Linked DNA regions of Mus musculus: regions 2, 3 and 4 are each linked to region 1. A link is a loop called in an ENCODE intact Hi-C map of the cell type or tissue named here. Cell type or tissue: left cerebral cortex. All regions are shown on one strand. Each heading gives the region's core, and the rest is flanking DNA. Links, peaks and the distances in the headings are about the cores only.

What was found. Hi-C counts contacts between places; a loop is a spot of excess contacts. Peaks named below come from ENCODE experiments on the same cell type or tissue, not always from the same donor. Only the 100,000 strongest peaks of a DNase experiment are listed, where the experiment ranks them.
Region 2: it touches region 1 in a loop (5-fold over the local background); 16 of 42 quality-filtered maps call a loop at or near these places.
Region 3: it touches region 1 in a loop (2.8-fold over the local background); 8 of 42 quality-filtered maps call a loop at or near these places.
Region 4: a loop joins it to region 1, with 3 times the contacts of the local background. A loop is called at or near these places in 16 of 42 quality-filtered maps.

What each region holds. Positions count from the first base shown.
Region 1 is chr11:116,126,840-116,132,885 of GRCm38, reverse strand. It overlaps Trim65 (tripartite motif-containing 65), which reads left to right and starts at 1,758. Exons shown (of 6, transcript NM_178802.4): 1 at 1,758-2,300; 2 at 4,595-4,690; 3 at 4,955-5,188; 4 at 5,271-5,448; 5 at 5,659-5,724. The coding sequence starts at 1,881. Mrpl38 (mitochondrial ribosomal protein L38) reads left to right here. Exons shown (of 9, transcript NM_024177.3): 7 at 1-143; 8 at 330-466; 9 at 756-1,069. The coding sequence ends at 892. In left cerebral cortex, for the core only: a CTCF peak has its summit at 2,238; DNase peaks (open chromatin) are centred at 1,852, 2,172 and 2,652; H3K4me3 peaks cover 1,650 bases; H3K27ac peaks cover 1,493 bases.
Region 2 is chr11:116,029,673-116,035,739 of GRCm38, reverse strand. Unk (unkempt family zinc finger) reads right to left here and starts at 5,424. Exons shown (of 16, transcript NM_172569.4): 1 at 5,249-5,424. The coding sequence starts at 5,352. In left cerebral cortex, for the core only: a CTCF peak has its summit at 3,460 (motif pointing left); a DNase peak (open chromatin) is centred at 5,514; H3K4me3 peaks cover 1,721 bases; H3K27ac peaks cover 1,647 bases.
Region 3 is chr11:115,936,769-115,942,835 of GRCm38, reverse strand. It overlaps Sap30bp (SAP30 binding protein), which reads right to left. Exons shown (of 11, transcript NM_020483.3): 3 at 4,779-4,826. It overlaps Gm39474 (a long non-coding RNA gene), which reads left to right and starts at 30. Exons shown (of 2, transcript XR_880317.3): 1 at 30-715; 2 at 1,932-2,964. In left cerebral cortex, for the core only: a CTCF peak has its summit at 2,955 (motif pointing left); a DNase peak (open chromatin) is centred at 2,948.
Region 4 is chr11:116,021,239-116,027,305 of GRCm38, reverse strand. H3f3b (H3.3 histone B) reads left to right here and starts at 2,802. Exons shown (of 4, transcript NM_008211.3): 1 at 2,802-2,927; 2 at 3,287-3,424; 3 at 3,528-3,681; 4 at 3,771-5,345. The coding sequence starts at 3,297. The coding sequence ends at 3,899. In left cerebral cortex, for the core only: a CTCF peak has its summit at 3,402 (motif pointing left); DNase peaks (open chromatin) are centred at 2,658, 3,140 and 3,701; H3K4me3 peaks cover 2,370 bases; H3K27ac peaks cover 2,068 bases.

The DNA.
Region 1 (6,046 bases), core at 1-5,000:
AACAGAGTGGCTGAAGGACAGGAGACATGTCCCTACCTCCCTCCTTTCCCTGCTCGAGGCTCTGGCTTCCACCGCTTTGCCTTCTTGCTCTTCAAGCAGGACAAGCCAATCAACTTCTCAGAGGACACCCGTCCCTCACCCTGGTAAGCGACACCCCTGTTTGTCCCCTGAGCCTCAAGCCAGCTCTCTGGGATGGTGGCTCTTGCTCTTTCCTGCTCTTGGTGTAGGTCTTGCGCTTGGCAGCAGTCCCGCGTGCTGGGTGCACTCCAGGGGTTTCCCAGGATTGCCTGCCTGCTCCCTCCCCTCACATGCTGCCCATCTCCTCATAGCTACCAGCTGGCCCAGAGGACCTTCCGCACTTTTGATTTCTACAAGAGACACCAGGAAGCCATGACTCCAGCCGGTCTGGCTTTTTTCCAGTGCCGCTGGGATGACTCTGTCACCCACACCTTCCACCAGCTTCTAGGTAAGGGCTTAGTGGTCAGGCAGGCCTGGGGATAAAGACCTTTCCTGCCATGCCAGGAGATGGCCTTTGAAAGCCAGGGTGAGCCGGGCGGTGGTGGCGCATGCCTTTAATCCCAGCACTCGGGAGGCAGAGGCAGGCGGATTTCTGAGTTCCAGGACAGCCAGGGATACACAGAGAAACCCTGTCTCGAAAAACCCAAAAAAGTCCCTGGCAGAACTCCAGCCTCACAGGCAAGGAAGGAGGCCCAGGTCAGCAGAAGTCCACCACTCTCCCCTTACTTTTCTTGCAGACATGCGGGAACCTGTGTTTGAATTTGTACGGCCACCCCCTTACCACCCCAAACAGAAGCGCTTCCCCCACGAGCAGCCCCTACGCTATCTGGACCGATACAGGGACAGTCATGAGCCCACCTATGGAATCTACTGAGAGACTCAGTACATTCATCTCCGAGGGGGAACTGTCGCAGCAGCTGGAAGGTCACACCTCCGGAGAGAGCCATCTGAAGCCAACTGAGACAGTCCCATGCTGGCCTCTCCCAGGACACCCAGGGGCTTGTGGATGTGCCTCGATTCTATGTGAATAAAATACTTTTTTCCTGATGCCAATATGTCTTCACTTTCGGGCACCCAGACCCTTTTAGTGAAGCTTTAGTGCTCTGTGGGTGAGCAGAAGGTGCCCAGCAGCCCGGTAGCTGGGGGTACACATGAAAAGTGAACCTTTGCCCAGCCTGTGATCTTTGTGAAAGACAGCCCCGGGATCAGAACCTCCTCGAGGAGAAAGTCCTGCCCCTGTCAGACCTAGCAACAGATTGCTTGTTACCTTAGCATATTTCAGCCCCCACCAAGGCCTGGAGCCCCCACTGTGAGGCTAGAGGCCTAGAAACAAATCAGTTCTGCCTACTCCATTAGGAGTGATCTCTGATTCATACTGCCTTTGGGGACCCTGGAACTCCCATCTGCTCTGCTCAGCTGTAGAGGAGATGACAGTAGCCTGTCTTAGGGTTTTACTGCTGTGAACAGACACCATGCCCTGGGCCTTTAATCCCAGCACTCAGGAGGCAGAGACAGACGGATTTCTGAGTTCGAGGCCAGCCTGGTCTACAAAGTGAGTTCCAGGACAGCCAGGGCTACACAGAGAAACCCTGTCTCGAAACCCTCCCACCCACTCCTCCCCCCCAAAAAAGAGTCTAGGGAAGGAACACAAATAGTCAGGGTGGACCGGAGGGAGCCGCGCCCCAGCTCCCAGTGCGTCAGAAGGCGGGCAAGCAAGGGTGACTTGGATCCCTGCCAAGGAACGTTCTAGTGCACCAGGCTGCGCACTGCCGCGACTTCCTGGACTGTCTTCCCCAACGTAGTGCTCGCACTGGTAGCCTCGGCCCCTTTAAGAGATCTGAGCACTGGGCCTCGCTTCCGCCATGGCCGCTCAGTTGCTGGAGGAGGACGTGGTGACTTGCTCCATCTGCTTAGGTCGCTACCGGGACCCGGTGACGCTGCCCTGCGGGCACAGCTTCTGCGGGAACTGCATCCAGGATTCATGGCGTTCCTGCGAAAAGTCGTGTCCGGAATGTCGCCAGCCCTTCCCCGAGGGCGCCAAGCTGTCCCGCAACGTGAAGATGAGCACCTTGCTGCAGGCGCTGCCCGTTCTGCCGGCGCCGCCCGCCGTGACTCCGCGCCGGGACTCCGCCACAAGCCACAGCGCTCGCTGCCTGCGCCACGGGAGGCCGCTCGAGTTCTTCTGTCGCACGGAGGGCCTCTGCGTGTGCAGCGCGTGCACGGTGCACGACTGCAGCCACCACGAGCGGGCGCTGCTGGACGTGGAGCGCCGCGTGCGCGAGGTGCGGGAAGGGCCTCTCCGAGGGCCGAAACTGCTTGTGGCCAGGGCCAGGGGCTGCAGCAGGATCTGCGGGTTCCCATATGAACCCAGAGGGCACGTGCACCTGACTGCTGCACGCAGCTCTCCCCAGGTCCTCTGAATAAAGTAGAGCCAGAGTGTTAGGTCAGGGCTGGCAGCCCCATTCGCTAAGGTGGCCAGCATTCAGTAAGTGTGATTTCTGCCCTTCAGAGACTGAAGGATCTACTCAAGGGTCAGATAGAGTCTCAGCAAAACGTGAATGTAGAGTCAGCAGGGCCAGTCTGCATGGTGGTCGTGACTCTTCCTCTAGGGATGTGCAGTGCCTTTCCAAGCTGAGACAGGGTGATGATGTCATCAGATTTCTGCTTTCTGGAGTCTGAGCCCCAGCTGGGGTGTGGAGGGGGTAAGAGATGAGGGGTAAGAGGAAGGAGGTCTCAGCTGCAAAACAAAAGAAATGAGAAGTGAGTGGGAGCCCGGTGCCCAGTGGAGAGAGTAAGACGCAGGACAAGGGTTTCTTCGGGAGACCGGGCTGCTGTGTGCTGAGGTTGGGTAGAGAGTAGCTGGTTTGGGATATGCAGTGTGTGGGGTACACAGACAGGGGTGGGGGCACAGACATCTACTGAGAGCTGGGAAGAGATGCGGACAGTGAAGTGAAAGAAGTCGCTATGGTATCCCTAGAAGGAGTGGAAATTTGTTGGGCAGGGGATTACATCCTGACAAAGCTGTAGAGATGGCGGCCAGGGCACAAGCAGTTACAGGAGGGAGAGTTCTCCAGGTGCCCCAGGCTGCTGAGAGGTTTTAGTTAAAGGCAAAAGTGACCACGGAATTGGTACCATGGTGGCCTATGTCCTTGCCCATGGCCATCACAGCCAAGAAGTGAGGCTGAGATTACCAGGGATGAGACGGAGGAGATGGAGCGAGAGGACCAGGACTGTAGTGCATGGACCGAGAGGCCGTGGACAGGGAGTGGAGGAGTGACTGGACGGGGACAGGGACAGGGACAGGGATGGGAAGGGAGGGAGCTGAGTGGCTGTGGAAGACTAGCACAGGCAGGCTGAAACCAACGAGGGAAGGAAAGCTGGGTTAAGGATACATGCTTGGGGCATTTTGGTGCTGGTGACAGGGCCAGGGTGAGGTCAAAGGGTGAGTGGCAGAGACTTGAAGGGTGAGCCCTGCAGCTTCTGAAGCCCCAAGGGGTAAGGCTGAGGCACTGCTGCCCCTGACAAGTGTAGGAAAGACCCAGCTGGGTATGGAGGTTAGAGGCTCTCAGCACAGAGGCTCAGGTGGCTCATGCTCCGGGGGACAGAGTTGTGCTCGAGAGGAGAGAGGATGTGAGACCTAGAGTGCTCAAGGGCCAGGGAGGCTGGCACACACAGTGGCAAACAAGAGACCCTGTCTCAAGGTACAGGGTACAGACTGAGATGTCTGAGGTTGCCCCTCTGACCTTCACATGTGCATCTTGGCATGTATGCATGGACCCACACTTACATAAACACAACCCACACACAAACACACATACATTAAAAAAAATAAGTTAGCTGGTGTGGTGATGCATGCCTTTAATTCCATCACTATAGAGGCAGAAGTAGGCGGATCTCTGTAAGTTCAAGATCAGGTTGGTCTATGTGGAAAGTTCCCGGCCAGCCAGGACTACACAGTGAGACCCTGTCTCAAAGCAACAATGAGAAGGGGCCCCAACTCAAAATGGTGTTGGGAGGAGTAAGAACAGGTAGTGAGACTTAGCCAGGTCAAGCATCGACTCCAAGCACCTGAATGGTGTTCCCAGCTCCTATAACAGCACATTTTGGTCTCCAGGGGAAACAGAACTCAACCAAATGATAATAATGTCTTCCCTTTGGGCTCTTAGGAGCTGAACTGATCACTGGTCAGACAACTATGACCAGTCTCCCTTTCTGCCCCCGGTTCTGTAAGCCAGCGTTACCGTTTTCCTTTGGTGCCTGAGTTAGGGATGAGGTTTGGACTGGAGAAGGTAGGAGTTCTGCCCAGGTCACTCAACCTGCAAGACGCAGGAGTGGGACCAGAAGTGGGGTCTTCAACCTAAGACTTCCACATTCCTCATATAGTATCCTGCTCCAGGTAGAGAAAGGACCCTATCCAGGCCTCCCTGGGACTCTGACCTAGTTCTGGGATTTTACAAGGCAGTTACCATCAGGGCCATGAGGAGACTACCCAGCTCCTGTATTGGTGATGGTGGCTTGAAGGTTATAACCAATCCTAATCGTCTTTTGTTGCTTGCCCTCTGGATGGGTGCCACAGGACCAGCTGAGAGCGAGGGTACTGGTTACCCAGCAGCAGGTTGCCCAGGCAGAGACCCAGCTTCAGGAGCTGCAGGAGCAACGCAGTCGGATTGAGGTACTTTACCATGTGCTCGGGTCCGGCCTCACCATCTGGTCCCTGGACTGCAGACAACAGATGTGAGCTGCCTCGAAAGTCCCTCCCAGCACCACAGAGTGGGACGTTGACCAAGAAGCCAGGCCCCATTAGGGAAGAGGCTCCAAGGGTCCTAACTGGCTCTCCATGTCCCCGTGTTCAAGCCAAGTGGGTGATTGAGGGCTTGGCCTGCCATGCCATAGTGTGGAGACTGGCCACCCTGAGGTTCCTCCTGTGTCCATGCAGAGTTCAGCCTGCACCCTGGCCTCGGTGGTCTCCAGGAGATTCAGTAGCCTGCTTCAGGCGCTGGAGAAGCAGCAGGCCTCAACACTGAGTGATATAGAGGTAGCCAAGAAGCAGGCGCTGGGCCAAGTTCTGAATGAGAAACAGCGGCTGACTGACCACCTAAGGGCCCTGTCTCAGTATGATCAGAGTGTCCAGGATCTCCTGGCACAGGCGGATGACTGCATCTTCTTCCAGGTACCAGATATCAGGGCCGCGGGCTAGGGCTTTGCTTCCTCGCCTTGCACATCGCTCACTGCCTCTGTCCCCCGGGGTTCAGGAATTACAGCAGCTCCCTGAGCCCACAGAGTCCCTCGGGCCACTGACCTCTCCACAGTGGAATGAAGAACAGCAGCTGAGCAACGTGAACCAGCTGCTTAGCCCCCTGTGTGAGCTCCTCCTTGAAGAGAAGAGCCTCCCCAAGGTGGCAGCCAAGGCTGCAGATGCTGGCCCTTTGGGTAAGCTGACTTCTCCTTGTCCTCTGCGCCCTCCCCCTCCCCCCACTGCTGGGTAGAAGCCAGCCCGGAGTCAAGGATAAGCGGAGTCCGGGATAGGTGGAGTCAGGGGTAGGCGGAGTCGTGGATAGGTGGGGTCAGGGATAGGCGGAGTCCGGGGTAGGCGGAGTCGGGTAATTCCTATTTACTTCTTTAACTCTTCTTTGTTTTAAGAGACCCTGGGTCCCCTGGCACCAGTCCCCAGCGCAGTGTGTCCACTGAGGAAGAAGCTCTGGCAGAGTAAGGAGACGCAATGCCTGTGTGCGTGCATGTGACAATTATGTGCAAGACGCAATGCCTGTGTGCGTGCATATGACAATTATGTGCAAGACGCAATGCCTGTGTGCATGCATATGCTTCTGTATGTATGGGGGGGGGGGCTGCTCTAACTGTCCTGTCCACACTCCTCCCCCGACCTGTCCCCACCTCCGCACATCAGCTGTGGGTTGTAAACCTTCCCCACATTTATCCTGAGGCAGATGCAGCCAGCATAGTGTTAAAGGGCACATTCTGGGGTCCATCCCAGTTCTTCCACCTAATAGTATGTGAGCTTAACTCTCCG
Region 2 (6,067 bases), core at 765-5,764, 98 kb after region 1:
GATTATTAAAAAGATTAAAAGGAGGGGGCTGGAGAGGTAACTCAGTGGTTAAGAGCACTGGCTGCTTTTCCAGAGGTCCCGAGTTCAAATCCCAGTAAACACATGGTGGCTCACAACCGTCTGTAATAGGATCTGATGCCCTCTTCTGGTGTGTCTGAAGACAGCTACTGTGCACTCACATACATAAATTAGGTTAATAAATCTTAAAAACAACAACAACAAAATTCTTAAAAAGGGCTGGTGAGATGGCTCAGTGGTTAAGAGCTCCGACTGCTCTTCCAAAGGTCCCGAGTTCAAATCCCAGCAACCACATGGTGGCTCACAACCATCTGTAACGAAATCTGATGCCCTCTTCTGGAGTGTCTGAAGACAGCTACAGTGTACTTACATATAATAAATAAAATGAATCAAAGAAAAAAAAATTTCTTAAAAAAAGATTAAGGGGAAATATCTACAAAATAACTATCCTTCCAACCATGTTGTCATAAACTTTTGGCTATAGGAGTGTTCAAGCCTTCCTGAACACAGGTCTGTAACCCCAGCACCTGGGAGGTAGAGGCAGAGGGGTCATTAGCAACTTGGGGTCATCTTCCACTGAAAACCTTGTGTGAAACCAAGGAACTAACAAGTCAAATGATAGCAGCAGACATCTCAAAGTGAGGGGTGGGACTCTTGAGTTTGAGGCAGGCTGGGCTTCATTGAGAGCACTGTCCTAAAACAAACCCCCTTAAAAACAACACGTCAGAAAGTCTTAAAAGGCAAAACATTATGGGACTGGAGATATGGCACAGTGGTTAAGAGCAAAGGATGGGGGTTCGATTCCCAGCTCCCACATGGCAGCTCCCAACTCTCTGTAACTCCAGCTCCAAAGGATCCAACACCCTCCCAGATATACCTGCAGGCAAAACGCCAGTGCACAGTCAAACAGCAGCAGCAGCTGGGCACGGAGGCTCCACCGTGAGACCACACTTGGAAGCAGGTGGAGAAGGTGCCTCAGTGAATGCCATGTGTGTCTGTGCTATGTATGAAGACTGTCCTAACACCTCCATCCACTAATCCCTACGGACAGCAACTGAGTCACCTTTGGAATACAGATTAGGGACACCGCCTCATGCTTCCCACACTTGGGCCTGGTGGACCCAGTTGCTCAAGTTATCAGTTTCTAAATGCCACCACAAACAGCTGGCTTCTCTGATTTGGTTGTTTTGTTTTGTTTTGTTTATTTTTTAGATAAAAAGCTATAAGCCGGGCGTTGGTGGTGCGCACCTTTATAGCCCTGGCTGTCCTGGAACGACCAGGTTGGCCTCGAACTCAGAAATCCACCTGTCTCTGTCTCCCAAATTCTGGGATTAAAGGCGTGTGCCACCAGGCGGTGGTGTCTCACGCCTTTAACCCCAGCACTCGGGAGGCAGAGGCAGGTGGATTTCTGAGTTTAAGGCCAGCCTGGTCTACAGAGTGAGTTCCAGGACAGCCAGGGCTACACAGAGAAACCCTGTCTCGAAACAAACAAACAAACAAACGCTATATATACATGGGCTGGAGAGATGGCTCAGCGGTTGAGAGCACTGAATGATCTTCCAGAGGTCCTGAGTTCAATTCCCAGCAACTACATGGTGGCTCACAACCATCTGTAATAAGATCTGATGCCCTCTTCTGGTGTGTGTCTGTAGACAGCGACAGTGTACTCACATACATAAAATAAATCTTAAACTGAGCGGTGATGGCACACGCCTTTAATCCCAGCACTTGGAGGGCACAGGCAGGCAGATTTCTGAGTTCGAGGCCAGCCTGGTCTACAGAGTAAGTTCCAGGACAGCCAGAACTACACAGAGAAACCCTGTCTCGAAAAACAAAAAACAAAACAAAACAAAAAAACCCTCAAGCTGGTAAGATGACTCAGAAGGTAAAGACACTTGCCACCAAACCTTATTTCTATATCCCATATGGAGAAAGGAGATAACTAATGCCCACATATATATTACCCTCATACCATAGGCACACAAAATAAATACATGGTTTAATAAATAAAGATGCCTCAGGAGCCAAGGTCCATGACTCTGTACCAACCCTCAAGAAATAGAACAGATACCAAACAGCTGAGAATCAAGAGGATCAAACCTCAGATATTAGGGCTGGACAGACGGCTCAGCAGGCAGCACTGCAGGCTGCTCCTGCAGAGAACCCTGGTTTGATTCACATCACTCATGTGGCAGCTCACAACCATCTGTAATTCCTATTTTAGAGGATTTAATGTCCCCTTCTGGCTTCAAAAGTACCAGGCATGCTCCTGCTACACAAACATACACACAGACACACATTAGACAAAATAAAAAAATTTTTTAAATTCAGATACAGCTGGGCAATGATACATGTGCCTTTAATCCCATTACTCAAGTAGCAGAGGCAGGCAGATCTGAGTTCAAAGCCATGAATTCCAGAACTGGGCTATATAGTGAAACCCTGTCTTGAAAAACAAGCAAGCAAACAACTCAGACACTGACAACTTCACTGTGTCCGCTTTCATCTGTAATTTCAAAATGATCAGAAAAGTATTCTAATGCAATCTCACAGTATCTGGGCGACCACACAACACAGAAACAGACTGCAGCACTCATGCTGGCCACCTCCCGTTATCTCAAAGTTATAGAGAAAAGGATTCCCAACGGGAAGCCAATCTGAGCAACAGTGAGCTCCAGGCTAAGCAAAACTACACAGCAAGACCTTATGCTCAAAAAGAAAAAAAAAAGTGGCTGTGGAGAAGGCTCTGTGAGTGCTGAGTTTGACTCCTCATCGCCTCACAGCCAGGCATGGCCACACATGCTTACAACCCCAGTGTTGGAGGTGGGGGAAGCAGATGCTAGGAACCCACTGGCCAGCCAACCTGGCCAAGTTTCAGGCCCAGTAAAATAAGCTATTTTTTAAAAGACTTACTTATGTATATGGGTGGTTTGTCTACATGTATGCCTGCATACCAGAAGGTATAGGATCCCCGTGCACTGGTTATAGACAGCTATGACTGCATGTAGGTGTTGGGAAATGAACCCAGGACCTCTGGAAGAGCAGCCAGTGCTCTTAACCACAGAGCCATCTCTTTAGCCCCAAAGAACCTACTTCAAGGAAATGAAGAGGGATAGGACACCTAATGTCCTCCCCTGATCTATAAGCAACAATGTGTACATTACACACACATTCTCAAAAAGAAACCAAGATTTATTCCAATTTGTTTGGAATTGTACCAAAAAAACATGATCCAAGTAGCCAGAGATCATTAAAAAGTTCCAAAATGAGGCCCAGTGGTACAGATTTGTAATCCCAGCTACTCAGAAATCTGAGGAAGGGGCTGGAGAGGTGGCTCAGAGGTTAAAAGAACTGTCCTGAGTTCAATTCCCAGCAACCACATGGTGGCTCACAACCATCTATAATGAGATCTGGTGCCCTCTTCTGCCCTGCAGGATACATGCAGGCAGAACGCTGTATACATAATAAATAAATCTTTAAAAAAAAAAACCCTGGCGTGGTGGCACATGCTTTTAATCCTAGCACTTGGGAGGCAGAGGCAGGAGGAACGCTGAGTTCGAAGCCAGCCTTATCTACAAAGTGAGTTCCAGGACAGCCAGGACTATAAAGAGAAACCCTGTCTCGAAAAACCAAAAAAAGAAAAGGAAAGGAAAGGAAAGAAAAGAAAAGAAATCTGAGGCAGGAGGATGCAGAGTTCAAGTTCTGTCTGGATTAAAGCAAGTCAAGGCCAGCACAAACAACTTGGTGAAATCCTAGCTTAAAAAGTAAAGAGTAAATAAACAACTGGGGGTGCGTGGCGAAGACGCAACCCAATGACAGATGTGATCCCAACATGTAAGAGGCCTGGGTTCAGTTTAACCCTACAACACAAGGTCCTGACTGTGAGAGCACAGAGCAGTGGCCAGGCTTAGCCAACTGAATTCAATGCCTGGAACCCTCCAGGTAAAAGGAGAGAACCAATTCCTTCAGACTGTTTTGACCTCCACACCTGCATGTGGCGCTGCGTGAGTGTTCCCACAGACTCACATACAAATAAACAAATGTAGATGTTTTTCACAGTTCCACTAAGTTTACAAATTTTTGTGTGTGACCAGATAAGTGATGTTATTCTGATGTTAGACCTTCTTATCAAAAGCAATGGCAAGGTTGCAGAGTGAGAGAGAACTCCAGTAAGAAAGGACCAACTGATGACCACCATACTTGAAAGGCTAACCTGAGTTACAGTCAAGTTTGGATGACGTCAGCCAACACTAGTCATTTGAAGAAACCAATACATTTTCTATAACCAATGTTCCCCTGTCCCAACTCCCAAAAGTGTTGAACCAGAGCTGCTTCTGCCTGACTTTAGTTCGGATGCTGCCAGCTCCTGGCTGGACGCTGGAGTGTTGTTCAATCTCTCGGGTTCTGACATTTCCACAGGTTGGGATCTCCTAAACTGGCCCATCACTCAGGCACCCAGTAGGGACACTCCTGGCACACAGCAGGGAACGGAAACCAACAGGGCTTTACAAGAGGAACTACAGCATTGGCCTTTGTCTCACAGAACCTAGGCCTACTGTGACATGACAGCAAGGAAGGCAGGGACCTAAGCTTGTACACATGCAGTTTTTACATTGTGGCAATCTCATTTAGGCCAGTTACGATGAGGCTCCCTTGCCTGCCCGATGCTGAAGGGGTCTGCAACCATTAACACCCCGGATGTCGCTGACTCAAGCTAGACAGTACAGCCTGCACGGAGTGAGCCCATTTCTGCACGTTTGACTGTTTAAGGGAATTCAAGCATGGGTGATCCTCGTGGACAATCTAACAGGCCTTAAAGATACAAAAGGCCTCCGGTGCACAGAGTCTCCTCCCGAGACTTCAAGCAAACAGTCATTTCTAGACAGGTCTCGTGCTGGTTGGTACAGACTTCCACTTGTCATGTCGTGGACTTGTCGGGTTTTATGTCTGAGACCGTCAGGCCTCTGAGGCCTGGCCTGAGAAGTGTGGATTCGGGACCCGCGCTCCTGCCTTTCCGACTCGGAGGCTGGGACCGAGTTTCCCGCCCCACTGCCCGACCAGAGGTTGGTGACAGTTGAAGTAAGCTGGGACCGGTCCCAGCAGGTTGGAACCGGTCTGGGCCGAGCCGGAGGAAGGGGGGGGGGGACAGCCTCGCGCTCTCCCTGCGCGCGTGACTCACGCTGGCCGCTGACGTCAGGCGTGCGCGCGCGGCGGGGGGGGCTCTACGTACGTGTAGTGCTGCGGTTTCTCGGGCTGTGCCTGCAGCACCTGAGCGGTAGCGGCCGGGGGCGCCGAGGAAGCTGCCGAGCCGCCGGGCCCGGGGCCCTTCGACATGGTCCTGTCTTCCTGCCTCTTCGCCGCTCCCCTTTTATTATTCAGTCTGCGCGGTCCGCGCCGAAGACCCACAGCGCCTGCGCCGCGCCACGAGAACGTGAAGACCCCCCGCACAGCAGCAAAGGTTGCTGGGAGTTGTGGTCCTCCTTTCCGGTGAAATTTTACCGTTGGCACAGTGTCGCTGCTAAAGTGCAAGACCACAATACCCAGAGATCTTTGCGGACGGTGTCCCGGATGCTGAGGATCCGCAATGCCTTGTGGTAATTGTAGTCTAGTCACTCTTAACTATTACCTGAGCATTGTCAGTGTGGTCGGAGGTGAACTCTACCTTTAAACTGGATCCTCCGGAGAGCAAGGAACCAGTTAGGGAGGCCTGAAACAACTCCACGGAGAATGTTCCAAATGCAGTGCAGTAATTGCCTTGCCTCCCTACCAGTACAGTTGGCGCACCGTTTCTAAAGTCAGTCTAGAGCATTGCCTCGGAGCCAGCAAGCTAGTCAGCCAATATTTTCATAATATAGTAACCTGTAAATCACCAGAGAAAGTATGCAGGCTAGCAGACAGTTTGAAGAAGCTTTTTATTGTTGTTGCTTTGTTTTGTTTTTAAAAATTACAATACACCATATTGTTCCTGGGCATCATTAACATTTATCAACCCTGAAACCTGGAACCCCTCCACTTGGGCTCCTTCTGAACTCAGTGGTTGGCCCAAATA
Region 3 (6,067 bases), core at 723-5,722, 190 kb after region 1:
GGCCTCGAACTCAGAAATCTACCCGCTTCTGCCTCCCAAGTGCTGGGATTAAAGGTGTGCGCCACCACCACCCGCCTCTGCCAAATCTTTTCTAAGGCAGGGTTTTGCTGTTTAGGCTAGTTTGGCCTCAAATTTGTGACCCTCCTGCCCTATCCTTCTGAATTAGCCACCACACCCAGCTTGGGCTCTAAGGATTTTAAGAATGTTTTCTTTGATTTAACTGGGATCATACACACCTCTTTCAAAAATGCCGCAATTATTTCCCCTACTCAATGTCAGCACCTAGAAAGGCCGGGATTCTTTCCCTACCACAGAGCCTGGACCAAAGACCCCAGGGAGCTTACAAGCCCAGGCCCTCCCTGACAGCTGGCAGCAGGCTGCTTGCCCCTTCTTGTTCCAGGTCATCCGTCCCTGCCTGTTTTCAATGGAAGGTCTGCCAGGGACAGCAAATGGAGACACCTCTATCCACGGGAACTGCAGGAGTGGAAGAAAAATAAACAAGGAAGAACGTTCCAGAGCTATGGAGGCAAAGTGTGGACAGAGGACAGCGGCATGTGGGGAGCTCACACACCAAGGGCAAATGGACAGAGGCACACTGGAGCCACTGGGTACAGTGCTGTCAGAGGACTGCCACAGTTAGTCTGATGGTTTCTAGGACAGCAGCTCCCCCTTCTGTGGAGTGATCACAGCACATAAGGCCAGACTGCTTACTGAGGTGAGACTAGACGCCAAGAGAAAGCAAGCATGGGTTAGAAGCACGCAGGTGTTTAGATTCTCTTGGCATACCAAGTTGCCTCCCCTTCTCTGATTTGTAACTCGGGCCTTTCTATCTCAGACTGAACGCTTCCATACAGGTGGATCTGGAGTTAGCGTCTCATTCAACTTCAGTGCAGGAGACTGCACCCAGGAGCTACTCCAGGTGTCAGAGTGGCAAAATTAGGTCCCAGTGCTCCAAAGGCTGAGGCAGGAGGGTGGGCAGACTGAGGCCAGCCTGTGCTACAGTGAGACCCTGTTTCATAGAGCAAAGTAACAGAAGCAAGGAGATCGGTCGTGGGCAGAGACACTTGCTGTACCAGCCCACGACCTGCACTCAACCCCAGAACATATGCAGAGGAGAGAAGTGGTTCCAGAGTGTTCTGTGGCCTCTGCATGTGCACATGCACACACATGCCCTGCCTCCACAGCTACACACACACACACAATAATAACAAAGGTTTAAAACATAAAGAAAGTAGCAAGACAATCAAAAATGCCATTTCTAGTCTTGGCACCTTTTTGGTTTTTTGTTTTTTCGAGACAGGGTTTCTCTGTGTAGCCCTGGCTGTCCTGGAACTCACTCTGTAGACCAAGCTGGCCTCAAACTCAGAAATCTGCCTGCCTCTGCCTCCCAAGTGCTGGGATTAAAGGAGTGGGCCTCAGCCTTTTTTGTTTCTTTTACTTTGGTTTTTTGGAGACAAGCTCTCACAATGTAACCTTGAAACTTGTTCCATAGAGCAGGCTGGCTTAAGCTCATTAAGGTCCACTGCCTCTGTCTCCGGAGCACTGAGATTAAAGGTGTGTGCACTATGTTAGCTTGCTAACAGCAGCAAGAGAATTCTCAAGTTTGCCCTTCTCCCGTAACCTCTCCTCCCGGGGAGTCTCAAACCCTCTGGGGATTTGTCCAACCTCAACACAACCCATAAACTAGAACATTAATGACAAATCCTTTTTATTTTTATTTTTAATTTTTGAGACAGGGTTTCACTGTGTAGGCCTGGCTGTCCTGGAACTTACTGTGTAGACCAAGCTGGCTTTACATGCATCTAAAAATCTTCTACAAAACAGTGAGATTACTACCTTATGAATAACTCAAACCATTTTGGCTAGAGATGACAGAAAAGTCTCCATTGTATGACAGCAAACCTCTCCCATTTAGCTCTGTGCTGTTTCAGGTCTGCATCTGGCTGTCACTGCCTTCCCTCCCAGCTTTCACGCACCACAGCATGCCTGCCTGCCCGCCCTCTCCGAGCCCTCACCTTTATGCCTGCTCCTCTCACCACACTGTGGCTCCAAGCACAGGCCTCGCCATTCTGTAGTCAACGACATCGGCTGACCAGCCTGGGAAGTGAGTAGAGGCACCTGATGCTACCAATCGCAGGCACCCAGCACTACTTTAACCCTCATCAAACGAAAGAGGCAGATTTCATGATGATGCTCATTTCCCAGAGAAGAGAAACCGAGGCTCTGGTCTGGTGTTGTGAAGTCATCCATGGTAAAAGGCCTACTGAAGTGTTGAGAGACACACCAGAGGTTGGGCATTGTGGCTTGTGCTTGGGAGGCTAAGGCAGGAGGATCACAGAGAATCTGAGAGGAGCCTGGAATACCGGGCATTGCAGGCCAGCCTGGGCTTCAGCCTGTGAGACTCTCTCAAAAACAAAACAGCTGGGAGTAGTGGTGCACACCTTCAATCCCAGCAGAGGCAGACAGACCTGCTGTACAGATGAGTTCCAGAACAGCCAGGGCTACAGATACAGGCTGTCTTGCAGGACACACACACACACACACACACACACACACACACACACACACAGTAGAACAGAGCAACTGTTTTAGCAAACTACCAATTGAGTTTCTGAGTGTTCACGTAGTTGCATGCATGTGTGTGTTGCCTGCACGTGTGTACATGGAAGTCAGAGATAGGAGTCTGGGACCCTCCTACATTGCTTTCCACCTGATTGTCTGAGATAAGGTCTTTCATTGAACCTGGAGCTCTAAGGCTCTCAGTCTACATCCTGCCCTATGCTGAAGTCAAAGAGTCTGCATCTCAGTTTAACTTCTAATACCAATATATACAATGAACAGAAGCTCCTTGGGATCTGCATTTCTAAGTTGTCTCATGAAACCAAATGTTTTGAGAACCTCTACATAACCAGTTAAAATTAGATCCTTAAAAGTAGAGAGCGCCATCTAGTGGGTAGACGGCCATGGCGCAACTCATTAGCTTAACAGAAGATAAACTACAAGACCTGCTCTAGCAGTATGTCCGTCCTCTTAGAATTATTCAAATCAAAAGTTTAGAACAACAAAATCCTCTCATATAAATCCAACAGAGCTGGGGAGATGGCTCAGAGGTTAAAAGCACTTGCTGTTCTTGCAGAAGACTCCAACTCCTAGTGCACACCTGACAGCTCACAATCAACTCTAAACTCTAGTTCCAGAAAAGTGACACCTCTTCTGGCATCAGTGGACACCCGTGTGTGTGTGTGTGTGTGTGTCCCCTGTTCTTTATTATCTGCTCTTCCAGAGAGCAGTAAGTCTTTTGTGTTCCACAGGGCTGCCTATCTCACAAGGATGTACCTTTCCTCAAAAATTTGCTGTTGGCTCCAGCTGCATACGTAGCAGAGGATGGCCTAGTCGGTCATCAACGGAAGGAGAGGGCCTTGGTCCTGTGAAGGTTCTATGCCCCAGTATGGGGGCTGCCAGGGCCAGGAAGTGGGAGTGGGTGGGTTGGTGAGCAGGGGGAGGGGAGAAGGGATGGGGGTTTTCAGAGGGGAAAGGGGATAACATTTGAAATGTAAATAAAGAAAATATTTAATAAAAAATGACGTTAAAAAAAAAAGCTTTTGCTGCTGGGATCACAGCACTGAAGAAGGGGTGACAGCCAAGTGCATGCCAACTTCTCTAGGTGGCCTTTAGTTTTAAGCCATAAGCCTGCCCCATGCTCTCCTGCCAGGCCAGTTCTTAGCCTGGGTTTTTTACTCTGCACAGAAAGTCGTTTGCACCTGGTTTCTGGGCTCCACACTGTCTACTCCTGGCATCCTCGGTAAAACACATTCCGAGTCTTCTGCAGCCTTTCTGAGTTTATACCAATGGCTGCACGGCCATATCTGAGGATGGATAGCTCATCTGATCTGATATATAGCTCATGCTATATATTCAGCAGATACACTGCCCCCTTTCATAGTTCACATCTATGAATTCAAACAGCTATGGGTTTAATTTCTTCTTTTAAATTGCATCTGTGTTGAACGTGAAATTTTTTTTTAAATCGTTTTCTGAACAATACAGTGTAACAATAATTTGAGATAATCTGGAACTAGCAGGGGGAATTATATTAACCTGTGTTATATATGTATAAGTCATATGTAAATATACCATTTTAAATAAAGACTGTGAGAAGCTCTGGATTTGCATATGTACAGGGCATGAAGGTGGGGTGTCCTGGAAACCCAATCACCCATAGATCATGAGACTACTGTTTTATATTACTACCAGGCTTAAGTCTCCTAAGTTTCACTTATGCAACCTTGAAGATTTTGGCTTATTTCAGAGCAGCTTGCAACGGTGAGATGTTGTATGTACTCCTCCAAGGGAGATGTTTGCAGTATAAAGCACGATTCTGAGAAAGGTACCTTTCCAAGCACTGGGCCTCCATTACCACAGGAGCATTAGGACTGCGACAAGAGCCACTGCTAATTACTCTCAGCTGCTTCTGGACAGACCTATGAGAAGGAAGGCTGCTTCAAAAAAGACCATGTGCGTGTGTGACTAGCACATACCTGGGAAAACGGGGCCAGACTTAAGCGTGTATGGATTATAGGACCCAGACTGGCCTCTTGTGGTTTTTATCTCAAGCCTCAGGAATTCCTAGTGGCCTTAAGGGTCTTCATTAAACTGGCCTGATCCCACTGTCCATTCTGTGTGCTAGTGGGACAGATCCTGACCCCACATTTGACCTGAGTCAGAATGTTAAAAGCCTTGATTGAATCCAGCCACCCGCCACAGCCAACACCAAATACCTTTGGGTCATCAGCCTCAGGTTTTTCAGTCTCTGAATCGTCATCTTCCTACAAGACAAAGAATTTAGAGGATTAAACTTAAAAGGAGTGGGCCTGGGTTGTCTTACACACATAACCAGCGGTTGGAGTAAACAGACTGTTTTCCTAGCTGGAGTCACCCCACCAAGAACCCTTCCCTACCACACAACCCAGAACTAGAGAAAGAGAAAGGAAAAGGAGACATTCTGGAGGGGGTGGGGGATCAGCAGCTCAAAATCAGGGTGCCATCATCTACATCAGTGAAAATTCCTGAAGGAAATTGTATAAAGAGAGGGAAGATGCAACATGTTCTGCAGTTATTAAAGCCAAGGTTATGAATTCTCTTACCACTTCTACGTTTATACCCACAACCACCACACTGCTCAACAGTTAGGTGGCACCTAAAGTCAGAAGCAATGACAGAAAGGTGGGCATCAAATCACCAGATCAAGCGACCAGAAGAGGGGGGAACTAAAGGGCGAGGGACAGCCTTTTGGGATGCTCACATTACTGCCACTGATCCACTCTTCTCAGCCTTCTTTACTCAAAGGAGATCTGACTGAGTCAAAACCATGGGAGTACTGAACTCTCCAATGTAAGCCCACAACTCCATAAGGTCAAAAGCTAAGAAGCAGATGGGAACCACTTACTAGACTTTATCCCAAACACAACATGGCACTCCAGATGTTAACACAAACAAACTATGCCTCGATGGTTCTTAGACAAGTGCCCTGGGCGGTGCCAGGGAAGCAAAAGCTTGCAACGCAATGCCACCGACAGAGCTCTCTCAAAATGGAACCAACTACACAGTCAAAGATGGAGCTTGGCAGAATGCTCAAATAGTCCCCAGTATCGGCACTGGGGTTTCAGGAGAGGTTTAAAAACAAAACTAAAATATCATATAGCTTGAATATGACAGAAAGTAGATGTGGGTTAGTATTTTAAGAACACACATGCAAACATACATACACACACACACACACACACACACACACACACACACACACCACACACATGCACGCACGGAAAGTCAAAAAACTTAACAAAGCTTCCTTCCTTCTAGCTAAGGATGACCTTGAACTTGTAACCCTCATTTCATGCTGGGTTACAGGCTGTGAACCACTATGGCTAATAGCTGTAGTTGATGCTGGGGAACAACTCTCTGGCTTTACCCCTACTACACACACACACACACACACACACACACACACACACACACACACTCCAGTTTCCACAAGTTTTTTTAGCAATTTTACTCAACTCTGCATTAT
Region 4 (6,067 bases), core at 763-5,762, 110 kb after region 1:
AGAAAGAAAGAAAGAAAGAAAGAAAGAAAGAAAGAAAGAAAGAGAGAGAGAAAGAAAGAAAGGAAGGAAGGAAGAAAACCGGGCCTTTAATCCCAGCACTTGGGAGGCAAAGGCAGGCAGATTTCTGATTTTGAGACCAGCCTGGTCTACAAAGTGAATTCCAGGACAGCCAGGGCTATACAGAGAAACCCTGTCTCTAAATAAATAAATAAATAAATCTTTTTTTTTTTTAAAGAAGAAAGGAAGAAAGAAGGAAGGAAGGAAAGGTGTGTTAGCACAGGGCTTTAACCACAGCACTCAGATCCCTGAGATGGATGGATGGATGGATGGATGGATGGATAGATAGATAGATAGATAGATGTGTCAGCCTCAGCTACATGAAAACCTATCTCCAAAAACAGTAACAGCTTAGGTCTAATAATTAAAGCTGTATGGTACTTGTTAAGAGGACTCCAGAGCCAAGTGTGGGAGATCTCACAATCTCATCCTTTGGAAGAATGAGGCAGGAGGATAGTCACAAGATCAAGATATACTGGAATACATAGTGATTTTCAGGGTAGCCTGGGCTACAGAGTGAGACCCCTGTCTCAAAGGGAAAGGAGTAGGCACATGTCCTCACTGACACATCTGAAATCCCAGCACTCTGGAGGCACCAAGGCAGGAAGATGGGGACTTGCAGGCAGTAGGTCTCACTTTTCTGGGCTTTGACTGGTAACACTTAGACTTGCTTTGTTGTCTTATATTTGAATATTTCATTATACTGATAATTCATTAAACAAGATAAAGACTGGGATTTTACAGGGTTTCTCTATGTAACCCTGGATGTCCTGGAACTTGTTCTGTAGACTAAGCTGGCCTCAAACTCAAACTTGCAACCGCAATCCCTGTCCCCAAAAGTGGTATTTTTATAATGCTGGAGACATAGCTCAGCAATTAAGAGCACTTGTTGCTTTAGCAGAGGACCTGGATTCAATTTTCAGCATCCACATGGTGGCTCACAACCAACCGTAAATCCAGTACCCTATTCTAACTCCCACGGGCACCAACCAGGCAAAACATTCAGACATCTTTCTAAAATCTGTCAGGTTTTTGACATAAGTAATAATTACCAAATATTACACAAGGACACCCATTTTTTATATTATCTTCTCCTTATGGACATGACACCCTCTTGAGGTTGTTACTCTTCCGGTGTATTTATTTCATGCAGTCGAATTAAATAGTTCAAGAAATATACAAGCAGGTAATTACTACTTCTTTGGTTGGTTTTTTTTTTTTTTTTTTTTTTTTTAAAGATTTATTTATTTATTATATGTAAGTACACTGTAGCTGTCTTCAGACACTCCAGAAGAGGGAGTCAGATCTCGTTAGGATGGTTTTGAGCCACCATGTGGTTGCTGGGATTTGAACTCCAGACCTTTGGAAGAGCCGTCGGGTGCTCTTACCCACTGAGCCATCTCACCAGCCCCCTTTGGTTGGTTTTTAAGACAGAGACTCACTAAGTAGCTCTGGCTATTCTGTAATTTCTATGTAGACCAGGTTGGCCTCAAAGCCACCTGCCTCTGTCTCCAGGTTGCTGGGATTAAAGAAATGTGTGTGCCAGCATGCCTGACAACTTCTTATTAACTCTAAGTACATTGAAATAAAATATTTTGTGATGGCCTGAATTAAACATGCAAAAATAGGTATTTGTTGTTTTGTTTTGAGACACGGTCTCCCTGGGTAGCTTTTGCTGGTGTGGTCCTGCCTTTAAACTCACATGGCTTTGCCTGCCTCCAGAGCGCTAGGATGCAAGGAACAGTCCCCTTTTGTTGTTTTTTGTTTTCTTGAAACTGTTTTATATATCCTAGACTGGCCTTGACTTAAGTAGCTGTGAATGACCTTGAATTTTGGATCCTGATTCCATCTCTGATATTACCTTCATGCACCTGGAGCTTGGTTTATGTAGTCCTGGAGAAAAAACAAACAAACCAGGATTTATAAAAGACAAGATCTCTGTAGGTAGGTCTGCTTGGCCTGGAACCCCCCACCCCCTGTGGATCAGGCTGGCCTCATGTTCACAGAAATCTGCTTGCCTTTGAGCTTCCTAAAAGCTGAGATTAAAGGCCTGCAGCACCACCCAACTCGGAAATAATTTTTTTGAATTTTGATTCTTTGTGTCTATTACCCTTCCCCATCAAACAATTGCTTTATGCTTTAGAATGTGTATGCATTTACAGTGCACAAAACACTATATGCTGTAAGATGACTGACTGGATTACATTTCTCATACTATATTAAACGATGAAAATTACAGAAAGTAAATTATTCAGGGAATAATTTCATCCTACATTAAAATAATAGTAATAATTACTATTATTATATTTACGCAAAATCTCTCTAAAATGGTCTCTTGATGCAAAAAAGTCGTAGACTCTTGCCGACCCAACTTTCTTAAATTCCAGGAGACTAGTGCAATTCATTTGCATTGACTTTCTATTGTAGAGCTTTGGAACCAAGAGAAGGATCCAAACATAGCTCCATTTTATCCAATCAGAAGAGCTCCCTAGTGCTAAACTCTGATTCGTCTGTTCCTCTTTGCATCCAGCCAATCCTGAAGCAATTGTAACAGCCAATCAGTGGCCTGAACACCGGCCAATCAGGAAACGGCCCCGAAGTACGGCCTTTGTGTCGGGAGATGTCAGCGCGTCGGCGAAAGCTCCCGCCAATCGAAAAAGTCGTTGGTGTATGCAAATCAGGGTTCTGTGACGCACTGACGCAGCGTGCAGCGTCTCTATAAATATGGAGGCGTCGGGGGGCTTGGAGCGCAGAGCGGTTTGGTCGTTCGTTGGTGGAGTATCTGCCCGTTCTGCTCGCCGATTGCGGCTCTTGTTCGAGCGCTTCCAGCGTCGCCTCGGTCTCAGCAAGGGCCCCAGACTCGGCTTTGGGTGAGTTCGCGGCTCTGCCGGCGGCCGGAGCCTCCCTGGCTTTTAGGACCGCGGTCGCTGGCAGCCGACGGTCTGGTCGGTGAGGCAGCCCGGGAGGTCGAGTTCGGTCGCGTTCCGCCACCTCCGTCCTGTCTGCTTCCCGGTGGTGACTCACAGGTCCCGCCGCGGTGTTTCCGGCCGCCCGTGGAGCGGGAAGTTGCTCCTCCCCGCGCTCCCCCTCCCGGGGGAGGCCGCAGCCCGGCGCAGCCTGAGTCATTAGGGGAGGGGGAGGAGGCGGCGGCCGCCATCTGCTGCGGCGAGGAGGGGCGCCTGGCAGCCGGAGCCCGGTGACCTGGCCTTGAACGTCGCTTGTCTCGCAGGTGAAAAAAAATGGCCCGAACCAAGCAGACCGCTAGGAAGTCCACCGGTGGGAAAGCCCCCCGCAAACAGCTGGCCACCAAGGCGGCTCGGAAAAGCGCGCCCTCTACCGGCGGGGTGAAGAAGCCTCACCGCTACAGGTAGGCAGAGGGCTGGGAACAATGACTTGGCCGCCGGCTTGCGGGCGGGCGCTCTCTCCCTTCTCCCTGACCGTTGACGCCTTCCTTCTTCTGGTGACTGCAGGCCAGGGACCGTGGCTCTGAGAGAGATCCGTCGTTACCAGAAATCGACTGAGCTGCTCATCCGGAAGCTGCCATTCCAGAGATTGGTGAGGGAGATCGCCCAGGATTTCAAAACCGACTTGAGGTTTCAAAGTGCAGCCATCGGTGCCCTTCAGGTAAAGGGACAAAAGGCTTGGTGGCACTCGGGGCGGCGGCTTGATTGCTCCAGTAGGAGTGTTAATGCTGTTGCTCTTGTCCTCAACAGGAGGCTAGCGAAGCATACCTGGTGGGGTTGTTTGAAGATACCAATCTGTGTGCCATCCACGCCAAGAGAGTCACCATCATGCCCAAAGACATCCAGTTGGCTCGCCGGATACGGGGGGAGAGAGCTTAAGTTGAAGCGGTTTTTATGGCATTTTGTAGTAAATTCTGTAAAATACTTTGGTTTAATTTGTGACTTTTTTTGTAAGAAATTGTTTATAATATGTTGCATTTGTACTTAAGTCATTCCATCTTTCACTCAGGATGAATGGGAAGAGTGACTGACTGTTCACAGACCTCAGTGATGTGAGCACTGTGGCTCAGGAGTGACAAGTTGCTAATACGCAGAAGGGATGGGTGATACTTCTTGCTTTTCATGATGCATGTTTCTGTATGTTAATGACTTGTTGGGTAGCTATTAAGGTACTAGAATTGATAAATGTGTACAGGGTCCTTTTGCAATAAAACTGGTTATGACTTGATCCAAGTGTTTAACCATACATCACTGTGATAGAATGTGGGCTTTTTCAAAGGTTGAAGATACAAGTTTTAGCCACAGTGTAACAGTTTCCTTTAAAAAAAAAAAAGTAAACCTGGCAGCTATAGAATACACTATGTGCATTTATAATAGCTATTTTATATATTGTAGTGTTCAACATTTTTAAATTAAATGTTTTACATTCACAAGTGGTGGGGAGTCTTGTCATTAAGGTGTGTGTAATTTAGTCCAGTTGGTATTTCCTGACTAGACTGCATTTGTTTTTAACAGTAGAAAAATGCTATGCGTATTAAACCTTGCATAAGTCCTCATTCTACCACATGTTCACTAACCCCTGACCCTCTGGCTGGTAACACAACACTAACGGGGATTTTATTTATAAGGGCTCTAGAGTAAAATAACAAGCTATTCACACCAGCATCATCTATTACTAATCTAGTTAGTGCAGCTTTTCATTGTGTTTGGTCTTAGGCCTAGATTGAGTTCGGTTTCGTTTCTTTTTAATCTTTAAGGGGGAAAACTGTACAAGGTTTGTTTTTCCTTGTAGAGTTTATAAACATGGGAGTAAGAACACAGCTTCAACTTCTTGGACCTCTGCCAATGAAGATGGGTTAGGTTACACCTGGTTACTATACTGGCAAAATCCCTTTTATAGAGATGGCCTTCAAGTGGTTTTTAAAAGTATCCTATTGAAGTTTTTAGGTCAATTATGTATGTTGACTAAATTTACAAATAAACTTGTTTATTCAACTAAGTGTCAAACCTAAATTGAATATACAAAGCTTTTAATACATATGGAATCGAGATTCCTAGATTCAGCTATTTGCTTGGTAGAAAAGGCTAAAGTACAGAAAGCATTTGAACATCCAATACACTCTAAAAATGCAAGTATTTGCTGACACAATTCATGAGTCTGACAAAATCTGCTTGTGGTTCATGGGTGGGCTTAATAACTACAATACATGTTTGTTCCCATGGTTTTAGAATATTTGAAATTTTAAGTTTGCTGTTTTGGATCTTTCTAATAGGCCTTACAAATAAACTAGTAAGTTTGGAGTTTTTTTCCTGGGGAAACAGTTTCTCTGTAGCCTTGGCCACAACTCCCACTGTAGAGCAGCAGGTTGGCTTCAAACTCAAGATCCATCTGCCTCTAACCAGTACGGATTTTTTTCTTTACATATAGTTGAATAATCGTTGAGCCCCTTCTAACTACGAGTCTTCCTACTTCTCTGTGTATTTGGCGACTCATTGATAAGTCACATTGCTAAGGAGTGCTAGTGTGCATAAATATAAAAATGGACCCGAGTCTATTCAGCAAGGCATTCTAGTGAAGCTTTAGTAGCTAAAGAAGTGTAAGAGTTTGCATGTATCCCAGACTGGCTTACCCTTCTCAGTCTCCTGAGGAGAAGTTACAAGGTGTGTACTGCCACACCTAGAACTTTAGGTCCCTTTGGATAAGTATGTACCTCAATGGACATGGTATTAATTAGAAGGGGCAGTAGCATAGTCTAGTACAATGAAAACAGTTCTGACCACATTGTTTTATGTTGGGCTGAGTAAAGTCTGAGGCAGCCCTGAGCGACTGGCTTGTTGAGTTGCTACCTATAGTAACCAAGTCTGTGGCTTGGAGCATGTTGGTTATTGGAAAGTCTGAAGGTAACTAAACTGCAACTTAGGCTTAGACAGGGCCTAAGCATGGTTGTCTTTGGTCCTAGACAGTTGTCCTTGGACTGGGATCTAATGAAAGGGAAAGTTGATGAGTTTTTTTTTTTTGTTTTCTTTTTTTTTTTAACCTCACAAAA